3 separate regions of the Homo sapiens genome follow, and all the other regions are linked to region 1. Evidence: read pairs that join two places in POLR2A ChIA-PET (ENCODE). Cell type or tissue: GM12878. All regions are shown on one strand. Each heading gives the region's core, and the rest is flanking DNA. Links, peaks and the distances in the headings are about the cores only.

Region 1 (11,166 bases), core at 2,761-7,760:
ATTTACCTCAAGAATGGCTTTGCTTTTGGAAAAACTTGTGAACTTCATCAAACTGTTGCTTGAGGCTACCTTGGGGAATGGGACCAGGGAAACATATCATTTTGACCCTATATGCTTTTTCACTGCAAGACCTCTTTTTTGGATGAGAATGTGTTAATTTTGTACATTTTTAAACAAAGTTTGTTTTTTTTTTAAATAGCAGGTTATGCATTATGTAGAGAAAATAGCTATGTTTGAAATGGAAAACTAGCAACAACCGTAGTAATAAAATATAAAGAAATATAGTAATCAAAAAGAAAGAAAGAGATTGCAGGAAGTCTGGAAGAGAATACATCCAAAATGTTAATGGTGCTTATATGTGACAGTAAGAGGAATTTTTTAAATTCTGTATTTTATGTTTGCTATAGTCAACATGGATTCTTTTCATTATCACGAAGACTTTTTAAAAATTACAACATTTACATACATATGATGATCAATTTTTTGTACTTTTATGATATTTGTTCCTACATGGGTCTTTAAACTTGACTAGATGGCAAGTTTCAGAATGCAAATCATAAATTACTTTTAGAACAGATCCTATTAAAAAAAAAAAAAAAGACAGGCCAAGCGCAGTGGCTCACGCCTGTAATCCCAGTACTTTGGGAAGCCGAGGCAGGCAGATCACGAGGTCAGGAGTTCAAGACCAGCCTGACCAACATGGTAAAACCCCATCTTTACTAAAAATACAAAAATTAGACGGGTGTGGTGGCATGCACCTGTAATCTCAGCTACTCAGGAGGCTGAGGCAGGAGAATCGCCTGAACCCGGGAGGTGGAGGTTGCAGTGAGCTGAAATCATGCCACCGCACTCCAGCCTGGGTGACACAGCGAGACTCTGTCTCAAAAAAAAAAAAGACAAAATCTTTGTCAGTGATGCATGATTGGTTTAGTTTCCTTTTCAAGATTATTTAGAAAAAATATTTAGCTGTGTACACGGGCTGCTTTCCAACATACAGGGAGATGCTGTTTGAATACTCCTGCAAAGTGTCTGAAAGCAAATATTTAGTAAGTATTTCAAAAGAATTTCAAACCTCTTCTGGCTTCCTATCTCTGTGGTTTCTCTTTTCAGTTGAATATCCCTGAGACACCACAAACAAAACAAGTGCCCAATCAAATCCACTGTCTTAGCTTCTTCACATTCCCAGACCTCTGTTCTCCTTCCACCTTTCCCTGAATTGAAAGCAGGGCTTGTTTGCTCCAGAAAAACAAACAAACAGAAAGATCTGCAGGGGACTTCACTTCTCCTAGGAGGGTGCTAGGCCAGGACGGCCACATTTCTCAGAACTAAGGGGAACAGAAACTGTCTGGTGGAAGGAGGAAGCTCTCAAGAACAGCACAGCAATAGCCCCGAGGAGCAGGGAGCACTTGGCAGCCAGGGTGAGTGTGAACTTTGAGAAGGAAGAAAGATGTTTAAAGGTGATTTGTAGGAAACTTTGCCCTTGTAAAGTGCTGCATCCCTCAGCCCCACTCCCAGGACAGCACTCCACCTCCATCTTCACCCCAGGCTTCAAACAAGGCAGTATAAAAACTGACTGTGTTTGAAGTCAGACTCCAACACTTAGTGGCTATATCACCTTGGTTAAGTTAGTTCACCTCTCTGTTCTAATTTCCTGAACTGATCTCCTCATTTGTAAAATGGAATATGGTCCTGCCTACTTTATGAGGTTTTTGTGAGGATTAACTGAATTAATCCATTAATATAACCAAAACAATGACTCACTATGATTCTAAGAGCTATTTAGCCATGCGTGAGTTAGCTATTGTTTTTCTGGGCTGTCAGAGTTCAACAGGTGCTGCTTTGAATGTACTTTGAGCAAACTCTAGCTCAAAAGGAATCTTGTAGAATTTGAGATACTATTTTGATTGTTACCATTATCCACTCAGTCACCCAATCACTCCTTTAACCCCTAGACTTAATCAAGCTCTGTTGATTCATACCCCTCAATAAGTCTCCTCTCCAGTGCCTCAATTTTTGCTTAGATCACTGCAAGAGCTACCAACATTTTTTTCCTTTCTTCAGCAACTTTCATCCTCGATGTGGAAGGAAATCAAGATATTTTACCCCAAAATATATTTCTTTGATATACTTTGAGATGACTGCCAGAGGGCCAGCAAACGGAATTGGCCCTACAAAGCTGTCTTTCCTGGGGGAAATTTACATCTGTAGAGAATCTATATTCATGCAGCCAGGATTCCCTTGTCAGATCTAGGAAAGATTAAGAGTCTGACACCTTTAGAGGTGAGAGAATTTGGTAAAGGTAAGAAGAATTTGTCATCTATTCTGTCTGCTACCCATGAGGTTTCATCTATATAATAAGGCCAACTTTGCTAGGCAGGCCTCCTGTTCTGTCTCTCTCATAACCTGTTTTGCCACTAAAGCCTAGTTTACCACCATAGCCTGTTTTTGGCTGTGCTCTGAATCCATATTCTTTCTGTAACCTCGAGGTGGAGGGCTTTCATTTTGAAGGCCCCTGTGTCATGAAAAACTATGATCAAATAAATTTGTATGCCTTTTCTCCTATTAATCGTCTTCTTGTTAAATATTTTCAGCAAACCTTCAGAGAGTGAAGGGGACGCTTTCCCTTGCCTTCAACAATGTCCTTCAAAATGGCACCAGATCCATATGCATTACTCCCCAGCCTAAGCCCCACTGCGTTTGATCAATAACCATTATTTTGTTTTCAACTCAATGTCTTACCCTCAAGTCCTGCTATTTCCCATCCACCTACCTCATCTTTGCCAGTATCCTCCTTGTACTGGCGTGACTCCAGTCCAGGTCCTTCCATGTTTCCTTTTCTTTCTTGGGGTTGATCTTTTCATGATTCTTTAACAAATCAGTTGCTATTAAGCCTTCATGACACTGATAAAAAATCTTCTCTTCTACAAAGTCTTTCTCAGCAATCCCAAGCAAAGTTAGTCATTTCCTCCTTTGTTTACATTTCACTTGATATATACCTTGTCTTTTCACATAACAGGTTGTGCTGGAATTATGTGTTTATGGGCCTCACTCAATGACAGGGACTGAGCATATTTCTTTGTTTGCCCAGAGCCACCCCCACATGCCTGGCACATCAAAGATGTTTAATAACGATGTAGTGAGTGAATAATAAATAAATGGGTTAGTATAACATCTCAGATGATATTTACATTGTGTCGATGAAAACAGTCAAACTCTGTAAAATATTTGAAGAGATTTATTCTGAGCCAGTTATGAGTGACTAATGGCCCATGACACAGCCTCAAAAGATCCTGAAAACATAAGCTCAAGGTGGTTGGGCCACAGCTTTGTTTTATACATTTTAGGGAGACATGAGACATCAATTAATACATGTAAGATGTACAATGGTTCAGTTCAGAAAGGTGGAACAACTGGAATTGGGGGCTTCCACGTCACAGGCAGGTTCAAAGATTTTCTGATTGGCAATTGGTTGAAAGTGTTATTATCAATAGAAAGGAATGTCTGGATTATGATAAGGGTTGTGGAGACCAAGGTTTTATCATGCAGATAAAGCCTCCAGGTAGCAGATTTGAGAGAGAATAGATTGTAAATATTTCTTATCAGACTTAAAGAGCCTCTTATATCAGTAATTCCAAAAGGGAGGAGGGTATAATGAGGCATTTTGGCTCCCTTTTCTCATCATGGCCTGAACTCATTTTTTTCAGGTTAGCTTTGGAATGCCCCTGGCTGAGAGGAGGGGCCCATTCAGATGGTTGTGGTGCCTTAGAATTTTATTTTTGGTTTACAATTCATGGGAGAGTAAATATAGTAAAGGAGAGACAAACAGTATACAGGCTCCACCACTAGAGCATATGACTCTGGGCAAATTCCTTATGCTCTCTGTGCCTCCCTTTCCCCCTTGACAAAATAATGACAATGATATCTTTATGTGTATGTGAGCATTCAATTAATCAATAAATGTAATTATGTGTATTAGTTACTGTTGTTGTTGATGTTCATGGAGAGAGTATTACTGTAAACCCCAGGAAAGACAGGGACTTTGTTTTGACTCACCATTTAATTTCTAACATTTGTTATAGCATTTCTTGAGGAATAAGCACTCAATAAAGATTCAAGTGGGCACAGTGGCTCATGACTGTAATCCCAGCTACTCAAGAGGCTGAGGCAGGAGGATTGCTTGAGGCCAGGAGTTTGAGACCAGACTGGGAATCATAGCTAGATGGTGTCTCTACAAAAAATTCAAAAATTGGCCAGAGGTGGTAGAGTGTGCCTTGTGTTCCAGGTACTCAGTAGGCTGAATTGGGAGGATTGCTTGAGTTTAGAAGTTTGAAGTTGCAGTGAGCTATGATTGCATCACAGCACTCCAGCCTGAGTGACAGAGTGAGTGAGACCCCCATCTCTCGCTCTCTCTTTTTTTTTTTTTTTTTTTGGAGATAGAGTCTCACTTTGTTGCCCAGGCTGGAGTGCAGTGGCATAGTCTTGGCTCACTGCAACCTCTGCCTCCCAGGTTCAAGTGATTCTCCTGCCTCCGCCTCTTGAGGATTCATCTTATTAGGTAGCTAAAATTGGTAACATTTGCTGGATATGTCATTTATCAAAAAGTGATTGGGCTGTGGGTATTTGACCCTTAAGTATGAAATGCATGCCTTCTTCTGAGCCAGAGTTACCAGTTTGTTGACTTTTCAGAGTTTGTGACTTATCTGGAGTAGCTGGGATTACAGGCAACTGCCACCAGGCCCAGCTAATTTTTGTATTTTTTTTTTTTAGTAGAGACATGGGGTTTTGCCATCTTGGCCAGGCTGGTCTTGAACTCCTGACCTCAGGTAATCCACCTGCCTTGGCTTCCCAAAGTGCTGGGATTACAGGTGTGAGCCACCGTGCCTGGCCCCCAACTCTCTTAAAAACAAAAAAAAGAATTGTGAAATGAACATAAGTATAATAAAAAGAGAACATAAAAGAAGATAGAAATGCACTCACACACACAAAGGGCAAGTGAGAATGCATTTGTGCATCTGATACAAAGTACAAAACTGTTGTTAAGTCACCTTAGGTGCTCACCACTGTGGGATGACTAAGGGGGACAGTTCTGGAGGCTGGGAAGTCCAAGATCAAGGTACTGGCAGATTTGATGTCTAGTGAGAACCTGCTTCCTAGTTCCCAGTTTTCTCTCATGGCAGAAAGTTGATGAGAAAGCTCCTTGGGGTCTCTTTCATCAGGGCACTAATCCTATTCATGGGCGCTCCACCCTCACGAACTAATCAGCTACAAAAGGCCCCCACCTGCTAATACCATCACATTGGGGGTTAGGATTTCAACATACGAATTTAGAGGGGACACAAACATTTAGTCTATAGTACAATGTAAATAATGACAACTAAGAATACTCACATAGGCCAAGCATGGCAGGTGGCTCATGTCTGATATCCCAGCACTTTGAGAGGCCGAAGTGGGAGGATTGCTTCAGCCCAGGAGTTCAAAACCAGTCTAGGCAACATAGCAAGACCTTAGCTCTAAAAAATAAATAAACAAATAAATGAATAAATAAAAAAATAAGAAAAGTCAGCCAAATGTGGTGGTGTACACCTATAGTTCTAGCTACTTGGATAGCCAGTGCAGGAGGATTGCTTGAACCCAGAAGTTCAAGACTGAAGTGAGCTATGATCTCACCCCTGCACTCCAGCCCAGGTGATACAGTGAGATCCTGTCTCAAAAAAAAAAAAAAAAAAGAATACTCCCACGTAAAACTGAGCAAATTTTCTGTACAGTAAGTCCTCACTTAATGTCACCAATATGTTATTGGGAACTTCAACTTTAAGCAAAATAATGTATAATGAAACCAATTTTACCATAGGCTAATTGATACAAACAAGAGTTATGTTTCTATGGCATATTTCTGGTCATAGAAACATTACCAAACTTCTAAATAAAGACCTAAAACACTTCTAATATTAAACATTAAAATAAATAAATGTTTAAAGATAAGACAGGTAAATAAAAACAAGTAAGATATTTATTTATTTACCTGATTTTTGGTCAGTCAGTGAGTGACAGCAATAGTAGTGGTGGTGGTTAAATCAAAAGTATTTGCAAAGCAAAATTAGTAAGAGGCTCCTCCTACCACTACACAGTTAAAAAACAAACAATAACGAATATAGCAGGCTCACTGAGCACTTTCATACCACATCATTTATTGTTGTGTGTTTGTATGATTACCATATACTTTATGAATATTTATTTTATAATAACTTGTTTTCACTTATCTTCCAACCTGCTTATTCCAGTTCAGGGTCTTGGGTAGCTGGAACCTATCTCAGCAGCTCAGGGCGAGAAGTGGAAATCAACGCTGGACAGGCAGGACACCATTCCATCACGGGGCACACTCACACACACACCCACACTCAGATTAGGACATTTAGACACATCCACTCACCTAATGTGCACATCTTTGGGGTGTGGAAAGGAACTGAGTAGCCAGAGGAAACCCACACAGACGTGGGGAGAATGTGTAAACTTCACACAAACAGTGGCCCAGCTGGGAATTGATTTTTTTTTTCCTTATCAATGTCATAACACAATGACATTGAAAAAAAATGTTATTCAAGGACCTGCTATACTTAGTTTTATAATTTCACTGTATGTAACTCTGAACACCGTATCTTTCTTTAGAGTTCACTTAAGATTCATCTTATTAGGTAGCTAAAATTGGTGTCATTTGCTGGATATTACTTATCAAAAAGTGATTGGGCTGTGGGTGTTTGACCTTTAATATGAAATGCATGTCTTCTCCTGAGCCAGAGTCACCAGTTTGTTGACTGTTCAGGATCTCATCAAACTAGTTCTTTGCTCAGATAAAAAAGAGCTCAATGCCCAGATTGAAGCTTTAATTAGAAAGTTATGTTGAATCTTTTTGTAGCTATATCTTTGCCCACTTAGTTGATCCTCTCCTTAGGATAAATTTTCTCAAAAATAAATGCTGTGTTAAAATTTAATTGCAAGTTTTTATTTTTCTTCCTCAACATTTTATTCTGTAAAAGTTTTTTTAAAACATAGAAGTAAAGAGAACAGTATAATAATTCCAATGTACTCATCCATCACCCAGATGCAACAAACATGAACTCATGGCCACACGTCTTTCATCTGTACTCTTACCTACTTTCCCCTCACCTACTCACCAGCGTTTTTTGTTTTTTGAGACAGAATCTCACTCTGTCATCCAGGCTGGAGTGCCAGGGGCATGATCTCGGCTCACTGCAACCTCCGCCTCCCAGGTTCCAGTGATTCTTGTGCCTCTGCCTCCTGAGTAGCTGGGATTACAGGTGCGCACCACCAAGCCCAGCTGATTTTTGTGTTTTTAGTAGAGATAGGGTTTTACCATGTGGGCCAGGCTGGTCTTGAACTCCTGACCTCAAGTGATCCGCCTGCCTCAGCCTCCCAAAGTGCTGGGATTACAGGTGTGAGTCACTGCGCCTGACCCTCAGCAGCCTATGTTGAAGCAATCCAAGTTATTATAAAATTTCATTCATAGTATTTCAATATCTATCTCTAAAAGATAAGAACTATCTAACATAACAATGCTATCACTGCAGGTATACAAAGTTAAACATAATGCAAAAGGTCTGTGCATTTTAACGGTTGTTACATATTGCTACTGTCCCCTTAAAAGGGTACAGCAATTTGCCCTTACAGCCCTAGTTTATAGCAGTGCCATCCTTGATATTATCAATCTTTTTCATATCCATCAATCTATAGCTCTCAAAAATGATGTCTTGTTCCAACTCTCACTTCATTGATTGTTAATGAGGTTGAGCAACTTCTCATTTTATATTGACCATTTATATTTCTTCTTCTACAATTACTTATTCACATTCTCTTCTATTGTTCTATGCATCAATCTTATTTTCATATTGATTTATAAGTTTAAAAAGCAAGAATTTTAACACACATTGCATTATCTATATTGTATATAATAGAAAAAGTCTGAAGATGGATTTTCAAATAAAAGTATAAAGTTCTCATGATAAATACATACCATGTGTATTAGTCTATTTTGTATTGCTATAACAGAATCCCTGAGCCTGAGAAGTTTATAAAGACAAGAGATATATTTAGCTCATGGTTCTGCAAGCTGGGAAGTTCAAGATTAGGCAGCAACATCTGGCAGCTTCCAACAAGGACCTCATGCTTGGTCAAAGCATGGAGAAATGGAAGGCGAACTAGGTTTGTGTGAGAAAGGGCAAAACACTAGGGGCAACTTCATTTTATTTTTTGTATTTCAATGGCTGCAAAGGCACCCTCACTTTATAACAACCGGCTCTCTCAGAAACTAATCCATTCCCATGAGAACTAACCCTGTCTCATGAGAAGGACATTAATTTATCTTAATGACCTAATCATTTAGAGACACCATCTGCCCTGCCAACATTGCCACATTGGAGACCAGTCCACAACATGAGTTTTGGTGGGGACAAATGATATTGAGACCATAGTGAGAGGTGACAGTGTGCTGGCAGCCCTCACAGCCCTTGCTCACTCTCCACGCCTCCTTGGCCTTGGCGCCCACTTTGGCCGTGCTTGAGGAGCCCTTCAGCCCGCCACTGCACCGTGGGAGCCCCTTTCTGGGCTGGCCAAGGCCGGAGACAGCTCCCTCAGCTTGCCGGGAGGTGTGGAGGGAGAGGTGAAGGCAGGAATTGGGGCTGCGCGCAGTGCTTGTGGGCCAGCGCGAGTTCTGGGTGGAGTGGGCTTGGCAGCCCTGCACTCCAAGCGGCTGGCCGTCCCCGCTGGCCCTGGGCAGTGAGGGGCTTAGCACCTGGGCTGGCAGCTGCTGTGCTCAACTTCTCGCTGGGCCTTAGCTGCCTCCCTGCGGGGCAGGGGTCCAGCCCACCATGCCTGAGCCGCCTCGCCACACCCTGCCCCGCCAGCTGTGGGCTCCTGCACAGCACCGCCCCCTGCTCCAGGGCGCCCAGTCCCATTGACCACCCAAGAGCTGAGGAGTGCGGGTGCACAGCGCGGGACTGGCAGGCAGCTCCACCTGCGGCCCCAGTGCGGGATCCACTGGGTGAAGCCAGCTGGGCTGCTGAGTCTGTTGGGGACTTGGAGAATCTTTATGTCTAGCTAAGGGAATGTAAATACACCAATCAGCACTCTGTATCTAGCTCAAGGTTTGTAAACACGCCAATCAACACCCTGTGTCTAGCTCAGGGTTTGTGAATGCACCAATCGGCACTCTGTATCTAGTTACTCTGGTGGGGACTTGGAGAACCTTTATGTCTAGCTGAGGGATCGTAAATACACCAATCGGCACTCCGTATCTAGCTCAAGGTTTGTAAATGCACCAATCAGCCCTCTGTGTCTAGCTCAGGGTTTGTGAATGCACCAGTCGGCACTCTGTATCTAGTTACTCTGGTGGGGACTTGGAGAAACTTTATGTCTAGCTAAGGGATTGTAAATACACCAATTGGCACTCTGTATCTAGCTCAAGGTTTGTAAATGCACCAATCAGCACTCTGTGTCTAGCTCAGGGTTTGTAAATACACCAATCGACACTCTGTATCTAGCTAATCTAGTGGGGAGGTGGAGAACTTTTGTGTCTAGCTCAGGGATTGTAAACGCACCAATCAGCACCCTGTCAAAACAGACCTATCGGCTCTCTGTAAAACAGACCAATCAGCTCTCTGTAAAATGGACTAATCAGCAGGATGTGGGTGGGGCCAGATAAGAGAATAAAAGCAGGCTGCCCAAGCCAGCAGTGGCTACACGCTTGCATCCCCTTCCACACTTTGGAAGATTTGTTTTTTTGCTCTTTGCAATAAATCTTGCTGCTGCTCACTCTTTGGGTCCACACTGCCTTTATGAGCTGTAACATTCACCGCGAAGGTCTGCAGCTTCACTCCTGAAGCCAGTGAGACCACGAACCCACCGGGAGGAACGAACAACTCCAGACGCGCCACCGTGAGAGCTGTAACACTCACTGCGAAGGTCTGCAGCTTTGCTCCTGAGCCAGCGAGACCACGAACCCACCAGAAGGAAGAAACTCCAAACACATCCGAACATCAGAAGGAACAAACTCCGGACGTGCTGCCTTTAAGAACTGTAACATTCACCGTGAGGGTCCGCGGCTTCATTTTTGAAGTCAGTGAGACCAAGAACCCAACAATTCCAGACACAATAGCACCATGGTGCACTATGCAGTCCTTAATAAGTATATGTTTATAAAAACCCATTGAATATACAACACCAAGAATGAACCTCAATGTAAACTATGAACTCTGGGTGATGATGATGTGTCAATGTAGACTCATTGATTGTAGCAAATATAACAACTCACCATTCCCAGCTGTGGTGGCCACAATGGAAGACTCCTTCTGTTTGATTAAACTCTCCAATCAAAAGACATCGAGTGGCTGAATGGAAGAAAAAACAAGACCCCATGATCTGTTGCCTACAAGAAACACATTTCACCTATAAAGATACATATAGACTTAAAAAAAGAGATGAAAAAAGATATCCATGCCGATGTAAACCAAAAAGAGCAGGAGTAGCTATACTTACATCAGACAAAATAGATTTCAAGACAAACACTCTAAAAAGAGACAAAGAATGTCATTATATAATGATAAAGGGGTCAATACAGCAACAAGATATAATGATTATAAATATATGTGCACCTAACACTAGAGCACCCAGATATATAAAGCAAATATTATTGGAGCTAAAGAGAGAGCTAGACCTCAATACAATAATATCTGGAGTCTTCAACACTCCCCTTTCAGCATTGGGCAGATCTCCTAGACAGAAACTCAATAAGGAAATATTGAACTTAATCTGCACTATAGATCAAATGAACCTAATAGATAGTTACAGAACATTTCATCCAATGTCTGTAGAATATACATTCTTTTCCTCAGCACATTGATCATTCTCAAGGATAGACCATGTGTTAGGTCACAAAACAAGTCTTAAAGCACTCAAAAAACTGAAATCATATCAAGCATCTTCTCTGACCACAAAGAAATACAATTAGAAATCAACAACAAGAGGAATTTTGGAAATCATACAGATCCATGGAAATTAAACAATATGCTCCTGGATGACTAGTGAATCAATGAAGAAATTAAGAAGAAAATTGAAAAATTTCTTAAAACAAATGATAATGGAAACACAGCATAG
Region 2 (10,803 bases), core at 5,718-10,717, 100 kb before region 1:
TGACCTTCAGCACTCCTCAAGGGCTTCAGTTACATCACAAGGACAATAAATGAGGATTTAGAACTCAAACCAATGTAGCCCTCATAGGGCCTGTCCTGAAATCGTGACAGCAAGACCAGAGGATAATAGCTATCCTACCCCAGGTTCCTAGGCTGGGTGTGTTTGCCCACATTCACTCTCTACAAGCACTTCAGAGAAGTGTGCATATGGCCCTGGGGTTGGGAAATCCCTGCCCTGGGTATCTGCCACCATTATATACTAAGAAATTTGTCTGTTATTACTAGATTCTTCTGGTTTTTCTTTAAGATTTTTTTTTTTAGGCACCAGATTTGTAGGGAAAAGGAACAAGTTCCATCTCTGTTCCTTTCTGGTGGTGGGTCATCACCTCCTGTGGCCCTGCAGAAGTCTGCAGGTCTGGGACATCCAGCAATACTGACTACTGAGCAACATGTTCCATGGGTCTGAGTTCCATGGGTTTGTGGCCAGCAATGTCCTCCACTGACTACAGCAGGGAGAGGTGTCTGTACCTTCTTTTACATAACCAAGAGCTAGATGGGAAACCTGCCTCTTAGCTTAATTTCTAGCTTCTCTACTCCGGTTCTCTGTATATTGGTTTTACCTTTTCACATTTACACATTTGAATTGGTGATCCACTTTGGAGCTTGCAGTTTTAACTATATCCATTATCTCTCCTTTGGAGAGCAGGATTGTAAAGTCAGCTTTCCAGCTTCACTCATAACAACTAAAAGTAAGAGTTTTCTTGTCCTCAGACTTTTCCTAGTCTTTCATAATGTGCAATCTGCCCGAGTCCATTATTCACTCAACCCTCGACTACTCACTAGCAGAATAGACAAATGACCCAGAGAGAAACATGACTATAGGAGAAAATACCATAAAGGGAAGGTCTTGTTTAAGGGAAATTGATGGGAAAGTTAGGTTTGGAAAGGAAAGACAATCTATTTTCTCCCTTTACCAGGGATGTTACAAAAATAAAAACAGATGGCTCAGAAATAAAAGAAGAGATGACCTGGTCAAATATATTTGTAAACATGCTGGTAATAGGCACTAATAATAGTAACTAGTCCGGGCGTGGTGGCTCACGCCTGTAATCCCAGCACTTTGGGAGGCTGAGGCGGGCCGATCACCTGAGGTCAGGAGTTCGAGACCAGCCTGACCAACATGGTGAAACCCCGTCTCTACTAAAATACAAAAATTAGCTGGGTGTGGTGGGTGCCTGTAATCCCAGCTACTTGGGAGACTGAGGCAGGAGAATCAGTTGAAACTGGGAGGTGAAGGTTACAGTGAGCAGAAATCGCACCATCGCACTCCAGCCTGGGCAACAGAGCTAGACTCTGTCTTAAGATGATGATGATGATAATAATAATAATAAGCCGGGTGCGGTGGCTCACGCCTGTAATCCCAGCACTTTGGGAGGCCAAGGCAGGCAGATCACTTGAGGTTGGGAGTTCGAGACCAGCCTGACCAACATGGAGAAACCCTGTCTCTACTAAAAATACAAAATTAGCCAGGCATGGTGGCGCATGCCTGTAATCCCACCTACTTGGGAGGCTGAGGCAGAAGAATCGCTTGAACCCGGGAGGCAGAGGTTGTGGTGAGCTGAGATTGCACCATTGTACTCCAGCCTGGGCAACAAGAGCAAAACTCTGTCTCAAAATAATAATAATAATAGGAACTAGAGGGACAGCCCTTACCTGTGGAATGCTACTAGCAGGATATACCTTGTCTGTCTAGGTTGCTTATTATAAATAAACCTGGAATTCGTGGATTTATGGGGCATGGCACATTGGAAAATGTCATGTAAGCCATGTAATTAGCGGGGTATAAAAAGGGAATGAATAACTGAAATGGCTTCTCTTGTGCATGTTCTATCTCAGACTTCTTATGTTTCACCCAGATGCATCCTTTGAATTAGTAATAAAAGTCAATAATGGGTATAAGTTCTGATTCCTATGAGTCTTTAAAATATAAATATCATAGAAAAATAGATATAAACTTTTCATGAGGAATGACCTAGAAAACAAGCCTCAGCAATAAAAAAAAAGTTTGGAAAATTTGTTTTAGCATAATAAGGGGATGGCATTATATATACTTAACTGAGAACTAAGGCTGATGGTGATAAAAGAAACAAAATAGTATGTAAATCTTATGTGGGACTAATACAACTACCAGAAAAGAAGCAGAAGGGTGAAAGTAAGTGGAAAACAAAATAAACTCATTGATTGACTCATAGACATTATTTAAGAATAAAAGAATATCAGTCGGAGCTTATAAATCAAGCTCCAAGAAGCTTAAGGAGGTATTTTTAATCCAAAGATTAGCACTTAAGAACACAGCAATTAAAATTGGATAGAGGAGGAGAGGGAAGAGAGAAGGAAAGAACAGATTACTGGATAGCGTCAGTGTTGTTCATGGCAGGAAAACAATAGATACATATTATATAAAGAAAGTGAGGACTAGAACATTAAATAACAAGGAGAAATATAAATTAAAATCAACGTGAAATATCATGATTAACTCATCAAAATGGAAAAGATCACAAAGCTTGATAATACTCTGCATTGCTGAGAACAGCATGTGGAAGAGGCATTTACAAACTCTATAGAGGGTAATTTGGCAACATTTGATAATTAAAGGGATAGGAATTAATTATTCTACCTTCCTATGTGAATGGTCTTTAACCATTTTGGAGGAACCAAGTGCCCTGACTGATAAGGAAAAGCTCTTTTTTACCTAATTCCAGGAAATGACTTTGGAAGGAATAAGATTAGAAGTATTGCCATACCACAAACCTTAATGAAAATAATGGATGAAATTATTAAATAAAAGGTTAATGAGAAACAATGAAAGAATCATGTGGTTGCCACTTGAACCACTCATGAATCTCACAGTGAACACGAGTAGGACAACCAGAAATAATGCATTGAAGTATGGGCAGGTGAAGAGACATTGGAACTGAAATTTGCTGTAAAATACTTCAGCAAAAACAGTAACAACAACAAAGAAAAAAAGTGATAGATAAAAGTGTGGCAAAATGTTGACAATTGCTGAATCTTGGTGATGGGATTCATTATACCACTATCTCTATTTTATATATGTTTGAAATTTTTCATACTAAAAAATAGGACATACATACCTGCATCTTTATATGTGAATCAGCTTGCAATAATTTAATTTTGGATAGCGAATTAAAGATAAATGGAAAATCACTGAAAATAACAGGACTGGGGGTTTCTGCAGGTATCTAAAAAATAAACAGAGATAATAGTTTTGATAATTAAAAACAATGAAAAAAAACTTACTTCCTTTACCTTATCGCCTTTTTTTTGGAATCTGGTTTTTGTGGTTCTTTGTTTTTTTAAGGCAGAGTCTTGTTCTATTGCCCAGGCTGGAGTGCAGGGGCATAAACTTGGCTCACTAAAACCTCCTTCTCTGGGCTCAAGTGATCCTCCCACCTCAGCCTCTTGAGTAGCTGGGAGTACAGATACGTGCTACCACGTATTTGTATTTTTTCGATAGAGACAGCGTTTCACCATGTTGCCCAAGCTGGTCTCAAACTCCGGGGCTCAAGCAATCTGCTCACCTTGGCCTCCCAAAGTGCTGGGATTACAGGTGTGAGCCACTGCACCTGGCCTCAGAAATCTGTAAGAATCCGAATTACTTAGAAACAAAATTTCAAAAACTGCATTTGTTTTATGATTAAAATATATTTAAGTTTTCAGTGATCATCAAATTTAGCAAATTTATCATTGCAATTAAAAAATTTTCAAATCCTGATTTATCAAAGAGTACCTTTACAGATACTACAGTAATGTGTCTTCCTTTAAAATATGAACATTTTCAGAAGTAAAAATGTTATTCTTACCAGGTGGTTATCCCGAAAGAGCTGTCTTCCTCTATCTATATAAAAGTTTAATAAGTTGGAGAGTTCATTTATGTTGAAAGTATTTTCTGGTAGTCGACAGTTAGCTTTGTTTACCTTAAAGAGAATATGACCTGTGAATTTCATTTTCTATCAATAAGTGATTTAATCTATGATATATAGATATATATGTATGGCTGTTATACAGATAAGAAGAAGAAAGCTCTCTAAACTGAAAACATTTGTCAGTGATGAAATAGAGTTCTATAAAGTTTCCATTTTCTGAGCTATAATTTCCTTAATTTTCATGAAGAAATGTCAAAGATAAGACGCTGACAGTGTGGATTAGTAAACTAATTTTTAGGGCATAGATTTACTGGAAATAGTTTCTAGATTTTGAGAATAAAAGCACCATAAAAATCCAAGGTACTTTTAACAAATTCAGCACTTTGCTCCTTAATTAATAAATACTAACTTGGCACACACTATTTTTGTCAAGCACAGGACAAATCTTTAGATTAAAATGTCCTGTCTTACACAAATGAATGTGGATCTATTCCCATAAAACTGTATTTGCAAAAACAGGAGACTGCCCTTGGGTGTAGATTGACAATCTGTGGTCTAGTAGGTAAAAACAACAAGTTACCAGGAATTTAGGATACAGTTTCTGATTGGGGAAAGACTTAAGAGGTTCAAGAAGGCTTCCTAGAGGAAGCATCAGTGATCTAAATGATCTAAATGCCTCCATCACAAAAATGAATCCAAATGATAGAAGGTGGGAAATAAGAAACTTAAGAACATAAATTAAGGAAATGAAAAACAAATATACAGGAGCAAGATCAACAAATGAAAAGACTGCGTCTTTAAAAAAGAAAAAACAATTTCCTGGTAAGACTTTAAAAAAAACAAAAAAAAAAACCAGTATCAAGAATGAAAAATGGGGCAAAACTACAGATTGTGATGAGATTAAAAAGATAAAAATAGGACATTTGAAAACTTAGATAAAGAGACAAATCCTGGGGAAATACCCAGCAATACAAGAAAAAAATAGAAAATCTCAATAATCCTGTGGCTGTTAAATAAATTAAACCCATAATTTAAAAAACTTCCGACAAAGAAATTTCCAGACCCAAAAGGTTTATAGATTAGTTCTACCTATCATTTAAGGAAAATGCTAGTATTATACAATCTTTTACATAAAATAGAGAAAGAATATTCCCCAAATAATTTCATGAGATTAGCATTACCTGGTCCAGAAACCTCACAGGGGCATTATGAGAAAGTAAAATAACAAACCAGTCTCACTCATGAATATAGATGCAAATATGATAAGCAAAATATCAGCAAATGGAATCTTTGAAATCTATAACACATGAGCAGGCTGTGTTACTTCAAGTAGATAAAGTTAAAACAGCTGAAAACCCATCTGTGTATTTTGCCATCGTATGCAGAAAAAGCATTTAATAAAATTCAGTATCCATTCATGATCTAAAAGAACAAAGCCCTCAGCAAACTAGAAATAGAATGAAGTTTCCTTAACCTTTTAAAAACGTATCTACAAAAATCCCACAGCAAAACATAAAACTGGATGTTAAGGTTTTCCCTTTGAGATCAGAATAAGGTTATAAAACATTATACTGGTTGTCCTAGCCAATGAAATAAGTAAAGAAAAATAAATAGGAACAAAACTGTTATTATTTCAAGTTATATGATTCTATACAGAGAAAATCCAAAGAAGTCAAGAGATTAGTTTTAGTAGGTAAATTTAACAAGATTGTTAAAAAACAAGCTTAATGTATAAAAATTACTGCATTTCTATACATCAAAGACAGTTAAAAATTTAACTTTTAAGAGGAAAAAGTAGATGAATTTATCATCAAAATAAAAAACATTTGTGCATAAAGACACCATGGTGAAAGTGAAAAAACAACACATGGGAAAATACTAGCAAATCGTATATCCGATAAGGGACTTGTAACTGTATGTAAAGAACTCTTATGACTCAATAATAAAAAGACTAATAAACTAATTTTAAAATGGACAAAAGACCTAAATAAACATTTCTCAAAATAAGATACAGAAATGGGCAATAAGCATATGAACTGCTCAACATCATTAGCCATCAAGGAAATACAAGTCAAAATCACAAGGAAATATCATTTCCCACTCACTAGGATAACTATAATCCAAATGACAGATAATAACAAGTGTTGGCAAGAATGTGGAAAAGTGGTCGGGTGCGGTGGCTTATGCCTGTAATCCTAGCACTTTGAAAGACTGAGGTGGGTGGATTACTTGAGGTCAGGAGTTCGGGACCAGTCTGGCCAACATGGTAAAACCCAGTCTCTACAAAAATACAAAAATTAGCCAGGCATGGGGTGTACACCTGTAATGCCAGCTACTTGTGAAGCTAAGGCAGGAGAATCGCTTGAACCTGGGAGGTGGAGGTGGCAGTGAGCCGAGATCCTGCCACTGCATTCCAGCCTGGGCAACAGAGCAAGAATCCGTCTCAAAAAAAAAAAAAAGAAAAGAAAAGAAAAAAGAACGTGGAAAAACTAGAACTGTCATACATTGCTAGTGGTAATACAAAATGGTGTAGCTGCTTTGGAAAACAGTCTGCTGGTTCCTCACAAGATTAAACTAGAGTTGCCATATGACCCAGATATCCCACTCTTGGGTATATACGGGAAATGAAAACATGTCTACACAAAAATTTGTACAGACATTTAAATAGCGGCATTATTCATAATAGCCAAAGAGTGGAAATAACCCAAATATCCATCAATTGAGGAAGGGATATATAAAATGTGGTATTTCATACAATGCATTATATTATTCATCAATAAAAAAGAATGAAGTACTCATACATACTCCAACATAGATGAACCTTGAAAACATTATGCTAAGTGAAAAAAGCTAGTTACAAAAGACTACATAATGTGTGATTCCATTTACATAAAATGTCCAGAATAGGCAAATCTGTAGAGACAGAAAGTAGATTAGTGATTGCCTAGGGCTGGAGTGAGAATAAGGGGATGGGAGTTGAGGGGGAATGGGGAATGGGGAGTGACTGCTAATGGGTATAGGGCTTCTTTTTGGGTGATAAAAATGTTGTAAAGTTGATTTGGGTAAAGGTTATACAACTCCATGAATATGCTAAAAAGTATTACATTGCACATTTTATTTATTTATTTTTATTTTTAAAAAAATAGAGACAAGGTCTCACTATGTTGCCCAGGCTGGTCTCAAACTCCTGAGCTCAAGCAATCTTTCCACCCTAGCTTCCCAAAGTGCTGGGATTACAGGCATGACATTGTATATTTTAAATGAGAGAATTATATCTCAATAAAGCTGTTTTAAAAAGATATATAACCACATAAAATATCAAGTACTCATGATTTATCTAATAAAAGACTGCAAGACTTCTACATAGAACACTATAACATATTATTGTAAGAAACTGCAGAACTAAATAAACAGAGAGCTATGTCATGATCAGACTTAGAAGACTCAGTAAAGTTGTCATTCTCTCTCCAATTGTTCTATAGATTCATTTCACTACCAGGTCAAAGACACAATCAAAAGCCCGACAAATGGAATTTGTGGAATTGGAACAAAAAGGTAATTCTAAAGTTAATATTTAAGTTTAACAATAACACTGAAGGAGAAGATAAAAGTTGAAACTTTATCACATATCAATATTTATTATAAAGATACAGTAACTTGTACGGTGTTATACAGGTACAAGGATAGATTAACAGCCAAATGAATACTTGATTTTCAACACAAGGAGTACTACAAAGCGCCAGGGAAAGAGGTGTATTTTATTAAGAAGTAAATTTAACCTAGAAAGAAAACGAAAGTTAGTGTGAGAAACAGTGCCCTGCTCTGACACCCTATATATAGTAAGAGAGAATGAAACCCAAAAAGAAAAAAGCCGAGAGAGAGAGAGAGCAGAGGGAGAGGGAGAGGAGAAGACAGAGGATTGATGACAATGTTTGAGGGAGAGGGAGAGGGAGAGGGGAAGAGAGAGGATTTATGACAATGTTTGGGTCCTAGGATGTACGTCTGAAGTTAGCATGACCTAATATTGTGCTTTCTCTATCACAACATTAGTAAAACAAATATAGTCTTCCAATTGTCCACAATACTAGAGACCATTCCAGAACCGAGACCAAATATTATGTTTATTAATTGCAGCTTAAGACAGTAAATTACAGTGTAATGGTCTTAATTACTAATTCATTATTAATTAGTTTAATAGCTTTTCTTCCTAGGCACAAGAACATCAAAGCATAAATCCTTCAGGTATCAGCAATGACATCACTTAAGAATTTCTCAGAATCTTTGGCACCACCCCAGGCCTACCGGATCAGAATCTGAATTTTTTAACAAGATCTCAGGTAACTTGCATGCATATTAAAGTTTAAGAAGTGCTGCCCTAGGTGCCTTAGACATTAGTGCTCATTACTCTGGTCTACTTCTCTGGAATTTAAGAGCTCTTCTGTGAATCACTGATCACTGTGAATTCAGACACTCATCTGTAACATGGTTGTGTCAATCTTTAGATCTAGTCAAGAGTCCAGTCTGATTTCTCTTTATTGGGACTACCACCCAAAGCAGAATGAGGATGATGTAACCACGCCCAGTGACTTCTGGATACCACTGACTCTAGGTAACTCTACTAAAACAGACTTTGCATTCTTGGTGACCCTAATGTTGACACAGCCATAGAGAACGTGGACACCAAATCCTAATGGCCTCATTTGATATTTCTACAGTGGGATTTAGCAAATATTCTGATATAGACAGACTGAGTTGATCTAACAGTATCCATTGGGCCCTTTCTTTGTTCTGGCCATAGTCCTCGGTGAACTTTTCTTCCTTTCTATTTAATTTTTACTAAGTTACAAATAAAACATATATGTTTCATTTATAAATCACATATCTGGGCTGGGCACAGTGACTCACGCCTATAATCCCAGCATTTTGGGAGGCGAGGCAGGCGGATCACTTGAGGTCAGGAGTTCGAGACCAGCCTGGCCAACATGGTGAAACCCCATCTCTATTAAACATACAAAAATTATCTGGGTGTGGTGGCAGGTGCCTGTAATCCCAGCTATTCCGGAGGCTGAGGCAGGTGAATCACTTGAACCCAGGAGGCAGAGGTTGCAGTGAGCCAAGATCACACCACTGCACTCCAGCCTGGGCAACAGGGCTAGACTCTGTCTCAAGCAAACAAACAAACAAACAAAAAAATCACACATGTGTAGTGTGATGGGTCTCTCACCAAGTTACTTAAGGGTTTTTATCCAGTGCCTTAACCCTGAAGGCCAGGCAATGAGCCAAGGCCACGGTGCCCAGCTGAGGAGCAGGTGTCCCTGAGAACCCAAACATCCTGGAGAGTATCTGAGAACCTACCAAGAAAAACATTCTCATGGCTCAAACACTGTAGCTCTTTGAGCCAGAAAATTCGCTTAAAAGCAGTTTAGAGATGGGAGGCAGCACAGATCACTAGAGCTGTCCTATTGCCGTCCAGGAGTGCCCTGTATGTAAGTCCTAATAGACAACATCTACTCATCAAGCTGGGCTTGTCCTAAGTCATTTTTTGGTCTTTTGGCTCGCTCCTACTTTGAGGGAGGGTTTTTCTATGTGATTCTGGGTTTTTTTTCTTACAACATACATTGACTAAGTGCATACATCTTAAATGTGCAGCTTGGTGAGTTTTTACACACATACTCACTTGGGTAAGTACTGTCCAGGTGAAGACATGGAACATTTCTAGCAGGCCCCAGGATGTTCTCCTATGCTCCTTCCAAACCAATTGCCCTTCCCAAGAGGTAACACCATTCTGCTTTCTGTCATTATAGATTAGCTCTGCTTGTTTTTAAAATTCTTATAAAAGATGACATAGAGTGTAATTTTTGGTGTGTTTTTTGCTTATCACTGTGTTGATGAGATTCATCCATGTTGTTGTATGTTGTTACATGTAGCAGTATCTTCAGTGTACTTTACTTTTTTTTTTTTTTAAGAAATGTGGTTTTGCTCTGTCACCCAGGCTGGGGTACAGTGGCACAATCATAGCTCACTGCAGCCTCAAATTCCTGGGCTCAAGCCATCCTCCCACCTCAGCTTCCAGAGTAGCTAGAATTACAAGCACAGTGTACTTTTTCTTAATGAAAGAAGTCCATTACAAAACATCTTAAGTCCTCCTAAAGTTTCTCAACTTTTAAATCCCTAATTATTTTATGCCAAACATTTCCCTTTTCTATACTCCTTTAAAAAACATTTGACTCCTCATGATTTTTATTTGACTTCTTAGAAGTCCAACTGGTTGAGACTTAAGGGATTTTGATTACATAAAATAGTACATGCATTCCTTTAGAGTAACCCTTACCTTATGCAGTTCTTTCATCATTCCTAAAAGAGCTTTAACATTACAGTGATCCTGTTCGGTTTTAGTCTGATGAAGCAGCTGAGAGATGATGGCTGCTTTAAGCATCTGGATCAGCGGATTCAGAGAAGATTCTTGCAAAAATGCCCAACACTTCTCTGGGGGTGTAAAATTAGCCATGATAAATATGTTTTTCCTACCACCCCCCAAATCTCTGTTTCTAGTGGGTTCTTTAATGTAAGAAATAGATAATATTTTACATTTCTGATGGCATAATTTATGAATATCTTTTTTAAGTATATCCTGCACAACAGTTACTGCTCACAGATGTGGAAATTTTTTTCCCTTATTAAGTATCATTAGAATTTTGAAAAGCTCAAATTCAGGATTTGAAGAAATTGGTTAATGGCTCACATTTATGCTTAATTGATTGACTTCATGATTTTCAAACTGACAATTGTATAGGGTATCTATGAAGTCTGAAAACACACACAGGTGAATACACAAACACATACAATGGCATCAAGGA
Region 3 (11,166 bases), core at 174-5,173, 95 kb before region 1:
AAGATGGCAATGAGAGTGACCTCTGGTCGTCCTCACTGCTGTACTTTCACCAGCACCGTGACAGTTTACAAATGCCATGGCAATGCCAGGAAGTTACCCTATATGATCTAAAAAGGGGAGGTATGAATAACCCACCCCTTCTTCAGCACATAATCAAGAAATAACCATAAAAATGGGCAACCAGCAGCCCCAAGGAGCTGCTCTGCCTGTGGAGTAGCCATTTTTTATTCTTCTACTTTCTTAGTAAACTTACTTTCACTTTATAGACGCTCCCTGAATTATTTCTTGTGTGAGATCTAAGAACCCTTGTTTGGGATCTGGATTGGGACCCCTTTCCAGTAATACAGACTTAAACTCCTGGGCTCAAGTGATCCTCCTGCCTCAGCTTCCAAGTAGCTGGGACCACAGGTGTGTGCCACCATGCATGGCTGATTTAAAAAAAAAAAAATTGGTAGAGTCGGGGTCTCACTATGTTGCCCAGGCTGCCCTCAACCTCCTGGGCTCAAAAGATTCTCTCACCTTAGTCTCCCAAAATGCTAGGATTAAGGTGTAAGCCACAATGCCTGGCCCTCTGTACCTCTTAAGTGAAGGAGTCCAGGGAAATTTGCCCCAAAATATGGCACCCTGGTATGCTGATTATTTTAAGTTAAAGGCCCTTGAAGGTCAGCAGATGCTGGAAAAGGCTTTTCTCTGACACTCCCTTATCTACCTTAAGACTGGACCCACTACAGAGAACAGAATTGCCTTTCATGCCATCTCTGAAATTACATTATCTGTCACAGACAAGACGACTGAGGAATGTAACCACACCTAGATGTATTTTTTCAAAAGATAATGCCTGCCTCTCAGGCTCATTCCAATTCCAAGGAGAATCATTTACAAGTTAATTTCTGTTTCCTGGGTCACTCATTCTCCCTAATAGTCATTTACTACTCCTCAAAAGAATTGTCTACATTCCCTACCTCCCCTCTCCTCTATGTAGAAGGGTATATAAACATCTGGACCCCATTGGGTTATTGGGTAATCACTGAACTTTCAATATACGCTAAAAGCTATAAAAGGACATAATACAGTACTGAATAAAGTAAATAATAATAATACAAAGTTTAACATTTGTTTTTCATCATCTGGTCAAAATGTCAAAAGTTTCAAAATAACATGAGCAAAAAATTTTAAAGTATGGATTGATCTTGATTGAATACTTTATAGCTACCAAACTCTGATGTCAAAGCCACATCCAAGTCTAAAATGAATACCTTATAGCTACCAAACTCTGATGTCAAAGCCACATCCAAGTCTAAAAACTACACCTGCTTTGTATGATAGAACTAATAATTATAATAGCTTTAGATTATTAATCTTTTCAATAATTTACATGCCATGTTCTCAAATACTTGTCTATTTTGAAATCTTCTATTCAAAATTTGCTACAACGTCTACTTCAGAGAGTGACTCTATATTGAGAGTACAGATAAAGTGACATAAAACTTACTTAGGACTTGCAAAGATTGTTTACTCATTTCACACACAGCCTTTGCAAATGGAACCACCAGGTTCTTCCAGTTCTTAGAATCATGCATCACAGGACATTCTGGGAGCAGGAGGAAAACTGATAAAGCTTCTTGGTGTGGAGAATGGCATGGAAGAGCTCTGAGCAGATCATCCTCGAGACACGTAGTTATCTGTGGTAAAAATAGGATCAGGGAACAGACCCAGGATATATTAGATACAGAGGATTGTGAGAAGCAAGCTGTGAAATTAAGGGTTTCACTCCACCATGTTCCAATTAGAATAATCACTTAGCCATTCTGAAACCTATTGATGAGACTCCATCACTCCTTCCATCCCAAATACCCCTGATATAGTACATGAGAGCCATCCTCCTCATTTTATATCAGGTTCCCTGAAGAAAATAAAGTGAAATCCCATGAGCATGGATATACTGAGTGAATTATGGATTCAAAACGAATACAAAGCCCTTCAAAAGCAATGTTGTATGCAGGTCACATTAGTATTCCTCCTTCTAGAAGGAAGAGCTGTCCCCTTCCCCTCACACAATATCCATTTCTTTCTTTCTGTTTTCTCATGTATCAGTAGAAAAATTTGCAGAGAAAAATAGCTCTAAATTTTTATATTATTTATTTCATCCAGAGGTAAAGTTTTACTTCAGCGTGTAGTGGCTCAATTACAGCTGGAGTGCAGTGGCTCAATCATAGCTCACTGCAGCCTCAAGCTCCTTGGTTGAGGCAATCCTCCCACCTCAAGACTCCTAAGTGGAGTGCACTGCCACAGCCAGCCCATTTTAGAAAATTATTTGTAGAGATGGAGTCTCACTATGTTGCCCAGGCCAGTCTCAAACTCTTGGGCTCAGGTGATACTCCCACCTTGGCCTCCCAAAGTGCTAGGATTACAGGCATGAGCCAGTGTACCTGGCCCAGAAGTAAACTTTTAAAATAGGACGTATATAAAAACATACTAGTGGGAATAAACTTGTATGGTATTCTTTATATTTGTTTGAACATTCATTGAGTACTTACAATGTGTCAGGTGATCTCGTGTAAATCATTTTATTTAATCTTACTGATAATCCTGTAAGGTAATTTTTGCTTTATTTGTGTTTTACCTTGTTTTTACAGATGAGCAAGGAGAGACTCAGAGGAAGTCAGCGTTACTCGATTAGAAAGTGACTGTGGCACTACCATAGTAGTAAAATCTACCATGGCAGAGAAAATGCCATATGTTCACCTTGCCAGTCGTTTTTCTTTTTCCTCCTGGGTTTATAGGAAGATGGCAGCCCCTGGCTCCCCTGCAATCAGGCAGGGCCATGTGACTGAGTCTTAGCTCACCAATGTGGGAGAAAGTGATGTGTGACACATTAAGGCCAGGCCACTGAAACCTCTCATGGGAACTTCCATACTCACTTCCCTCATCTGCTAGCCAACCCAAAAGATTGAGTGGAGGATTTTACAGCCCCAGGGCCTAGAGATGCTGGAAAGAAGCCTGATTCAGCCCTGAATGAACCTGTGCAAAGGTGCCTCTGACCTCCAACCCTTGTTGGACTAGGATGTTGGAAAATACTGTGTTAAGCTACTGGGATTTCAAAGTTGTTTGTCATAGCAGCTAGCCATATTTACTCTACCTGATAGATCTATGTTCTGTAATTACAGTGTTTGCCTTTCATGTCCTAAGGGTAAATAAGTGATATATGCAACAATAAACTGTGATGTACTATATATTGTTTTTATTACATTAAAATTCTTAAAATTTGCTTTTTCACATGTCTAGCAGAATATGATTTCTGTGGAATGCCAGTAGGTGTTATGCCAGAAAATAGCATCACAATGTCAAATAACTCCAAGAAAAATAGGGTCAAAAGAGATTTCTTTTAGTGTATGACATCATAGAATCTTTGATTTCCTAATGCGCATATCATGACTCCATAATAGTAGGGAGTGTTCCCAAAGTTTTCTCATTAAGAACCCTTTTTTATGGGGTTTTTTATAAAACTAATGTCCCTTGGAACTTACACCGGGAACAGCACCCCAAATTATCTCCCATATCACCTAAATTCATTTAAGAAATATACTTCATAATATTTGCTATTATCACTTCATCTTGAAAATGAAAATATTGTATCTACTACACATTAAGGAACACTTTCCGCCTGTCCCTTCCAAGTATAAGGACCCACTCAGACCCATCAAAATGGTATAAAGATTATTTTACTAACTGAAGACATTTGAGATGCCTTTTTGGAGCTTCTTTTATCTAACTAATGCAGAGCTCTTCTAGTATGAAGCTCTTGTACATCCCCCATTGAGGAGCTACACTGCTAAAAAGGAGACCAATCATTCAGACAACTTGCATGTGGATGAGAAATTGCATAAACAAACATTCTCACAAACTGTCATACCTTCCATTTGTCTCCATAAAATCCCATTTGTTCTTCCCATAGGAGCCCTTTCTCCCTTCTCCCTTTCCTCCATTAAGTTGGTTTATAAATTCTTATCCCTAGCTGTTCAGGGAGCCTCTTCATCTGAATGCCCCACATGCAAGCGTACAAAACTTGTTTTTTTCCTCCTGTGCTATAGGCTAAATGTGTTCCCCAAAATTCATATGTTAAAATCCTAACCCCCAATATGATAGTATTAAGAGGTGGGGCCTTTGGTAGGTAATTAGGTCACAAGATTGGAGCTCTCATGAATGGATTAGTGCCCTTACAAAAGAGACCCCAGAGAGATTTCTTGCCCTTTTTGCTGTGAAAGGAAAATAAATCTTCGGGCCTCAAAATCACTAAGCTAAAGGGGAAAGTCAAGCTGGGAACTGCTTAGTGCAAACCTGCCTCCCATTCTGTTCAAAGTCACCCTTCTGTTCACTGAGATAGATGCATATCTGATGCCTCTTTTGGAGAGGCTAATCAGAAACTCAAAAGCATGCAACCATTTTTCTCTCATCTACCTAAGACCTGGAAGGCCCCTCCCTGCTTTGAGTTGTCCCGCCTTTCCAGACCAAACCAGTGTTCATCTTATATATGTGGATTGATGTGTCGTGTCTCCTGAAAATGTATAAAACCAAACTGTGCTCCCACTACCTTGGGCACATGTCATCAGGACCTCCTGAGGCTGTGTCACAGGCGTGTGTCCTCAATCTTGGCAAAATATACTTTCTAAATTAACTGAGACCTGTCTTAGATATTTGGGGTTCACACTGCCATGTGAGGACACTGAAAATATGGTCATCTATTAACCAAGAAGTGGGCCCTCACCAGACACCAAACCTGATGGTGCCTTGGTCTTGGACTTCCCAGCCTCCAGAACTGTGAGAAATAAATGTCTGTTGTTTAAGCTACCCAGTCTACAGCATCCTGAGCACTAAGAGATTCTGTTAATTATTAATTTTCAGTGACCCCATCCACCAGCTCAAACCTGAGTCAGGACAGGAAAAGAAAATTTTCTTCCCAATACAACCCAGAATCACACAATATTAAACTGGAATAGATTTTAAAGATGAATTCAACAGGTAAAGAAAATGTGATCCAAAGAGAAAGGATGAAGTAGTAACAGAGATTCATCTCAAATAGATGTAAGTTTCATCTCAGAATACAGAAGTGGCTTTTCAGTTGATCAGTCCAGGATAAGGTTATCCTGCTTCCCAAACCAATGCTCTTTTCCTATATCATGCTAGAGATTATCCACCTCTCGAGCATTGCTCTGATTATATTGAAAATAAAAATATTGTATCTATTGTACATTTAAGGATTCAATAAGAAAATAAATGTCAGCACCTAATAGTACCTGGAATATAGTAATTTCATAATGAACACTAGCCCCCTCTTTCGGCCCCAATCATAAAACCACCTTTGCAAAAGTATGACAGTAAGAGAAATCTGACATGGTTGACTCTATCTTGCTTCCAGCCTCACAGGTTGGCTGTCTTTTCTCATTCTTGGGCATGAGCCAAGCTAACTTTGGGAGAAATTTAGTTTATAGTTTAAATGATAATAGTCTGTCCCCAAAACTGAATTGTTCTTGTAAAACTAATGAAAGTCCAACAAGTTAGGAGGATGAAAGGGGCTTGAATTCTAAATAATTATCAGCCATTATTCTGGAGGTCATAAGATTTGCAACTTCCCCAATTACTCTTGCAAATAACATCATTATTTTAGAACTTAAGATTGGCCTTTTGAGATGTCTTTTCAGGTTTTTGCATTTCTGACAACTGGATGGTCCCACCTGGACCCATCAGCCAGTCCTGTGGCCCCCACCCAGGAACTGACTCAGCACAAGAGGACAGTTTCTATTCCCTATGATTTCATCTCTCACTCAGCCAGTCAGCATGCCCCCTACCCTAGCCCCCTGCCCACCAAACTGTCTTTGAAAAGCCCCTAAGCTGTGAGCCTGAGCCTTCATGAGATTGATTTGAGTAATAATTCTGTCTCCTACATGGCATGGCCAGCCTCATGTCAATTAAACTCTTTCTTTACTACAATGTCATAGTCTCAGTGGGTCGATTTTTGTTTCTGCAGTGGGCAGGAAGAACTCATCGGGCAATTACAATCATAGTTCCCATCTCACCCAGCTTCCAACAAAAATAAACTGCAATCGTATTTGTTCTATATCTAAAGTAAGTATTGGCTATTACCATGGAAGAAATCCATTCCTTTTTTGTTAACTTCTTGAAGGTATCTCTTGCCATTTCTAAGTCCACATCAATGGAAGTCGTTTCTCCAGTTCCTCTTTGGATACAAGAAATGCAAGAAACCACATAAACATAAGGAAAGGGATATTTCTAAAGTTTGTATGTCATTTGTTGCTTTATTACATATAAGATACAAACCTTTTTCTTAAAGCTTACCTCCTTTCAAAATAATCAACTTACTTGACATAAAAAATGTACAGTTTATGTTCTCCTTGTTAAAAGACAGTAGATAACAATTTATTATCTCTGTAGTGGCTACATCAAGTTTGGACTGCCATATTAACAAAATTTTACGTGCTGAATCTGACAACAGAAACCATCTGCCCCCGCACTCAGTTTGCACACTAAGAACTAGAACTACCTACCCCCCACCCTCCTTACCATTCATATTTACAGAACTTTGCAATTCCACTGTTTTTATTAGCATGACTTTACTTTTCCAGGAAACTTTTGCCCAGGCAAATGTAAATTGTTCATCATGGGAACTTCTTGAAAGACCCATTTAACTCTTCAATGGAGAGCATCAACAGTTTGTGCCCATAGATTCTTTGAATCCCTTATCTCAAAATCCTTACCTTACAGTTTGCACCCATCCTGGATTGTTGTACATTTACCCAGTCCAAGTCAAACCTCCAGCCTTCCCTCTCATATTGAAAGACCTCCTTAAGCCAGACTCCCAATTGTAAATAAATTCCGAACTGGTCTTTCCTCTCAGAAACAGTACCAACGCTTTGTCCAGGTGTGCTGTTCTCTCTGGCCTGTCTTATCAACAAGTTGTTTTAGTGATATTTGAGAGGCCAGCATTCAATAAGCCTAACCATTTTTAAATAATGCATTATCAAATATTGTATGCCAGCGGCAGTGGGTCATGCCTGTAATTCCAACACTTTGGGAGACCAAAGTGGGAGCATTGCTTGAAGCCAGGAGTTCAAGAGACTAGCCTGGGCAACATAGAGAAGACCTTGTCTCTACAAAAAAATTAAAAAAAAAAAAATTAGCCAGGCATGGTGGTGCACACCTGTAGTCCCAGCTACTTGTGAGGCTGAGGTGGAAGGATAGCTCAAGCCAGGAGTTCAAGGCTACAGGGAGCTATGATCAAACTACTGCATTACAGCGTGGGCAACAGCACAAGACCCCATCTCTAAACATTAAACAAAACCAAACAAACAAACAAACAAAATGCCGAGCATAGTGGCTCACGCCTGTAATCCCAGCACTTTGGGAGGCTGAGGTGGGCGGATCACTTGAGGTCAGTAGCTCGAGACCAGCCTGGCCCAACGTGGTGAAACCCTGTCTCTACTAAAAATACAAAAAAATTAGCTGGGCATGGTGGCGCATGCCTGTAATCCCAGCTACTCAGGAGGCTGAGGTGGAAGAATCACATGAACCCACGAGGCGGAGGCTGCAGTGAGCAGAGATCACGCCACAGCGCTCAAGCCTGGGTGACAGAGTGAGACCCTGTCTCAAAAATATAAATAAAAATAATAAAAATTTAAAAAAGAGGCTGGGCGCGGTGGCTCATGCCAGTAATCCCAGCACTTTGGGAGGCCAAGGTGGGTGGATCACTTGAGGTCAGGAGTTTGAGACCAGCCTGGTCAACATGGTGAAACCCCATCTCTACCAAAAAACATAAAAAATTAGCTGGGTGTGGTGGTGCACACCTGTAATCCCAGCTATTCAGGAGGCTGAGGCAGGAGAATAGCTTGAACTTGGGGGTGGAGGTTGCAGTGAGCCGAGCTGCACTACTGCACTCCGGCCTGGGTGACAGAGTGAGACTTCACCTCTAAATAAATAAATAAATAAATAATAAAAAAACAAAGAAAGATTTTCTCCTTGCTAGATTAACTGATTTATAGTAACATTAGGGCTAAAATATTTATGCAAGTACTAAAACAAAGTATTATAAATTTCCCCCTTAAAATATATTCTCTTTCGCAATCTTTGACATCTTAGGAGTTCCTCACTCCTGGGAAGTGAGCATGGATACTTTTTCACATTAGGAAGAAAACAATCTTCACATAGAAAAGATTTTCCCACATGCAGTAAGAATTAGCCTTAGGTGAAGTTATTGGCATCCAACAGTTCCTCTAATCCCACAAGCTGACTGAGAATGCAGCTGGGTTAAGAACTAATGGGACTGCCAAGAGGGTTGTACAACGGCAAGTAATAGCAACAAGGGTTAAGTGAGTACCACCTAGTGACCAGCAGTGGGTACAAGATGTGTATCACCATATTTTGAACCAGTGAGCAAACTTAACACCAAGTTAACAAGGGAGGGACAGGCAAAGGAGAACCCATATGAGTTACACTAGCTGCAGACAGATCAGCAAGGCATCAACCTCCAAAGAGGCAGAGGGCAGCCTAAGACCCTCTACACTGCTATTTCTCCTTCTCTTCCCTTTTACACACAGGTGCCATATTGGAGAGCTTGGAGGAAAGAGCAGAAATAGAAGACCCAAATATTGAGCATTACAGGAACTGTTTCAACTATTGGATCAGACCAAATGTTAAACCAAATAGGAGTAAAATCAGATTTTCTTCTGTAGCAGTGAGTTAAAGACAACATAAATAAGATCTATTTTTTAATTGATCATACACAGTAAAAATTGTAAAGTGTACTCTTGGCTTCTAAGTACTAAAGCAATGTGAGATTTAGCCGATCCTTTGTATATACAAAGATCCTGAAAAAACACCATTCCTTCTAATCAGACAACAGAGTAAAGTGGTATGAAGGAAGTAAACAATATTAATTAGGAATTATAACTTATGGTAGTCTAATAGAAAATTACTTCATAAAATGAAAGAATTCTATAACAACCTACAGAGTTCTCTGTGTTGGACTTTGTGGGCAAGAATAACAAAATTCACAAATTAAACTTACTTGAAACATTTCATTTTAAATATTTTCCAGTGTTTTAAATGAAGGTAAATCTTATGTAAGTATTACCTTTTCTTTAAAAAACTTGCAGTCAGACAAGCAGGAGATGAAAATATCATTCTAATTTCACTGTAAAAGTAATAACAAGGGGTAAGTCACAACATATAATAAAGCATGCCTTTTGAAAATCTTATTATGTCTGAATAAGTAAATGATGACGTGGAATAATTATTAATGAAAATAACTACTCTCTTAAGAGTCTCCCAAATCCTGGGTATACTTTGTTCATATTATTTCTAAATCTCACCAAAACCCTTTATAGTTGATTTGTTCAAGTCACGTAGGTTTAAATAAAACCTATCCCTGTGAAGACCAAAACTCATAAAACTCCAAAGGGGTAAACTATGAAGATATGAAAACAGTCCACCTTATTAAAGGCTTTGTGAGCTTTTTTGATTCACTCCTGCAACTCCCTCACCTAGTAAGTCACCTGGGATATCACATGTCCTCCATATATCTGTAAATGAGTACACTGATGACCTAGTCACACTAAGAGGCTGTAGAAGAGAATCATGGTCAAAATGCAAATACCTTCACAACAAAACCAAAACCTCTATCTTAGGATAAAATGACCAAAGCCCCAGAACCAGATAAAAGTGGCTTATAATTTATCAGACAGAGCCACCTTTTAGCCATTTCATGTTCAGTACTTCTTCTTTTCACTGCTATCCATTTTTCTGCCATGGACTGGCTAATTCGGCTTATTTCTGGCAGGGTTTTCCCGGGAGCACGTGTGGAACTAGTATCCTTCAGGGAAGGAAGAAACAAGAATGATCAGGAACACACACACGTTCAGTAGTAAATTATACAGTAAATCACCTGGCATGGGTGGTAAATAGGCCCTGCCCTCTTGGGTGGTAGCATTTGGTGGGAGGAGCTTTGGCGTCAGACCGGTAGGGCTATTCCACCTCCTAGCCTGGGCCACTTTGCTTGGTCTGAGCCTTAGTTTCATCATTAAAAAAGAAAAAAAAAAGTGAATGCAGGGCTTCAAACAGATACTTGTAGATCATTATTCACTGCAGCATTATTTACAATAGCCAAAAGATGGAAACAACCCATGTCCATAAACAGATGAATAGATTTTTTAAATATACATAAAATGAAATATTATTCAGCCTTAAAGGAATGAAATTCTGGCTGGCACAGTGGCTCATGCCTGCAATCCCAGCACTTTGGGAGGCTGAGGCAAGCGGATCACCTGAGGTCAGGAGTTTGAAACCAGCCTGGTCAACATGGTGAAACCTTGTCTCTACTAAAAATACAAAAAATTAGCCGGGCATGGTGGTGGTCACCTGTAATCCCAGCTACTCGGGAGGCTGAGGCAGGGGCTTGAGCCTGGGAGGTGGAGGTTGCAGTGAGACAAGATCATACCATTGCACTCCAGCCTGGGCAACAAGAGCGAAACTCCATCTCAAAAAAAAAAAAAAAAGAAATGAAATTCTGACACATGCTACAACATGGATGAATTTTGAAGACAAGCGAATGAAATAAGCCAGATGCAAAATGACAAATATTGTATGATTCCACTTATATGAAGTATCTAGAACAGGCAAATTCATAGAGACAGAAGGTAGATTCAACATTACCTAAAGCTGGGGGCGGAGAGAGGGAATGGGGAGTTATTATTTAATAGTTACAGAATTTCTGTTTGGGGTAATGAAAAAGCCTTGGAGATGGATAATGGTGACAGTTGAACAATATTGTGAAAGTAATTAATGTCACTGTCACTAAATTGTATACTTAAAATGATAAAAATGGCAAATTGTATTTATATATATTTTACCACAATAAATAAAAAGATAATAATACCTACCTCTCTGGGTTCCTTTTTAAAATTTTTTTTATTTTTATTTTATTATTATTATTTTTGAGACAGAGTCTTGCTCTGTCACCCAGGCTGGAGTGCAGTGGCATGATCTTGGCTCACTGCAAGCTCTGTCTCCCAGGTTCACACCATTCTCCTGCCTCAGCCTCCCGAGTAGCTGGGACTACAGGCACCTGCCACTGTGCCCAGCTAATTTTTTGTATTT

Evidence for each region. ChIA-PET counts read pairs that join two places held together with the same protein. Peaks named below come from ENCODE experiments on the same cell type or tissue, not always from the same donor. Only the 100,000 strongest peaks of a DNase experiment are listed, where the experiment ranks them.
Region 2: POLR2A ChIA-PET joins it to region 1 with 11 read pairs; 2 of 35 experiments call an interaction of 5 or more read pairs at or near these places.
Region 3: POLR2A ChIA-PET joins it to region 1 with 10 read pairs; 2 of 35 experiments call an interaction of 5 or more read pairs at or near these places.

Annotation. Positions count from the first base shown.
Region 1 is chr4:88,311,030-88,322,195 of GRCh38, reverse strand. PPM1K-DT (PPM1K divergent transcript) reads right to left here. Exons shown (of 5, transcript NR_134238.1): 2 at 10,325-10,400; 3 at 5,389-5,510. Among named protein-coding and RNA genes, the nearest start is that of PPM1K-DT, 32 kb to the right of the region's middle. RefSeq lists an enhancer at 1,278-1,357. In GM12878, for the core only: no CTCF peak of the experiment used is centred there; no DNase peak of the experiment used is centred there.
Region 2 is chr4:88,417,054-88,427,856 of GRCh38, reverse strand. It overlaps HERC6 (HECT and RLD domain containing E3 ubiquitin protein ligase family member 6), which reads right to left. Exons shown (of 23, transcript NM_017912.4): 13 at 10,278-10,432; 14 at 3,884-3,997; 15 at 3,155-3,262. LOC102723458 (a long non-coding RNA gene) reads left to right here. Exons shown (of 5, transcript XR_938976.3): 2 at 7,429-7,501; 3 at 8,145-8,283; 4 at 8,449-8,555. Among named protein-coding and RNA genes, the nearest start is that of HERC5, 35 kb to the left of the region's middle. In GM12878, for the core only: no CTCF peak of the experiment used is centred there; a DNase peak (open chromatin) is centred at 7,766; H3K27ac peaks cover 1,232 bases.
Region 3 is chr4:88,403,593-88,414,758 of GRCh38, reverse strand. It overlaps HERC6 (HECT and RLD domain containing E3 ubiquitin protein ligase family member 6), which reads right to left. Exons shown (of 23, transcript NM_017912.4): 9 at 9,762-9,883; 10 at 9,146-9,205; 11 at 6,142-6,235; 12 at 1,493-1,682. It also overlaps a transcript of LOC102723458 not described here. Among named protein-coding and RNA genes, the nearest start is that of HERC6, 30 kb to the right of the region's middle. In GM12878, for the core only: no CTCF peak of the experiment used is centred there; a DNase peak (open chromatin) is centred at 2,878.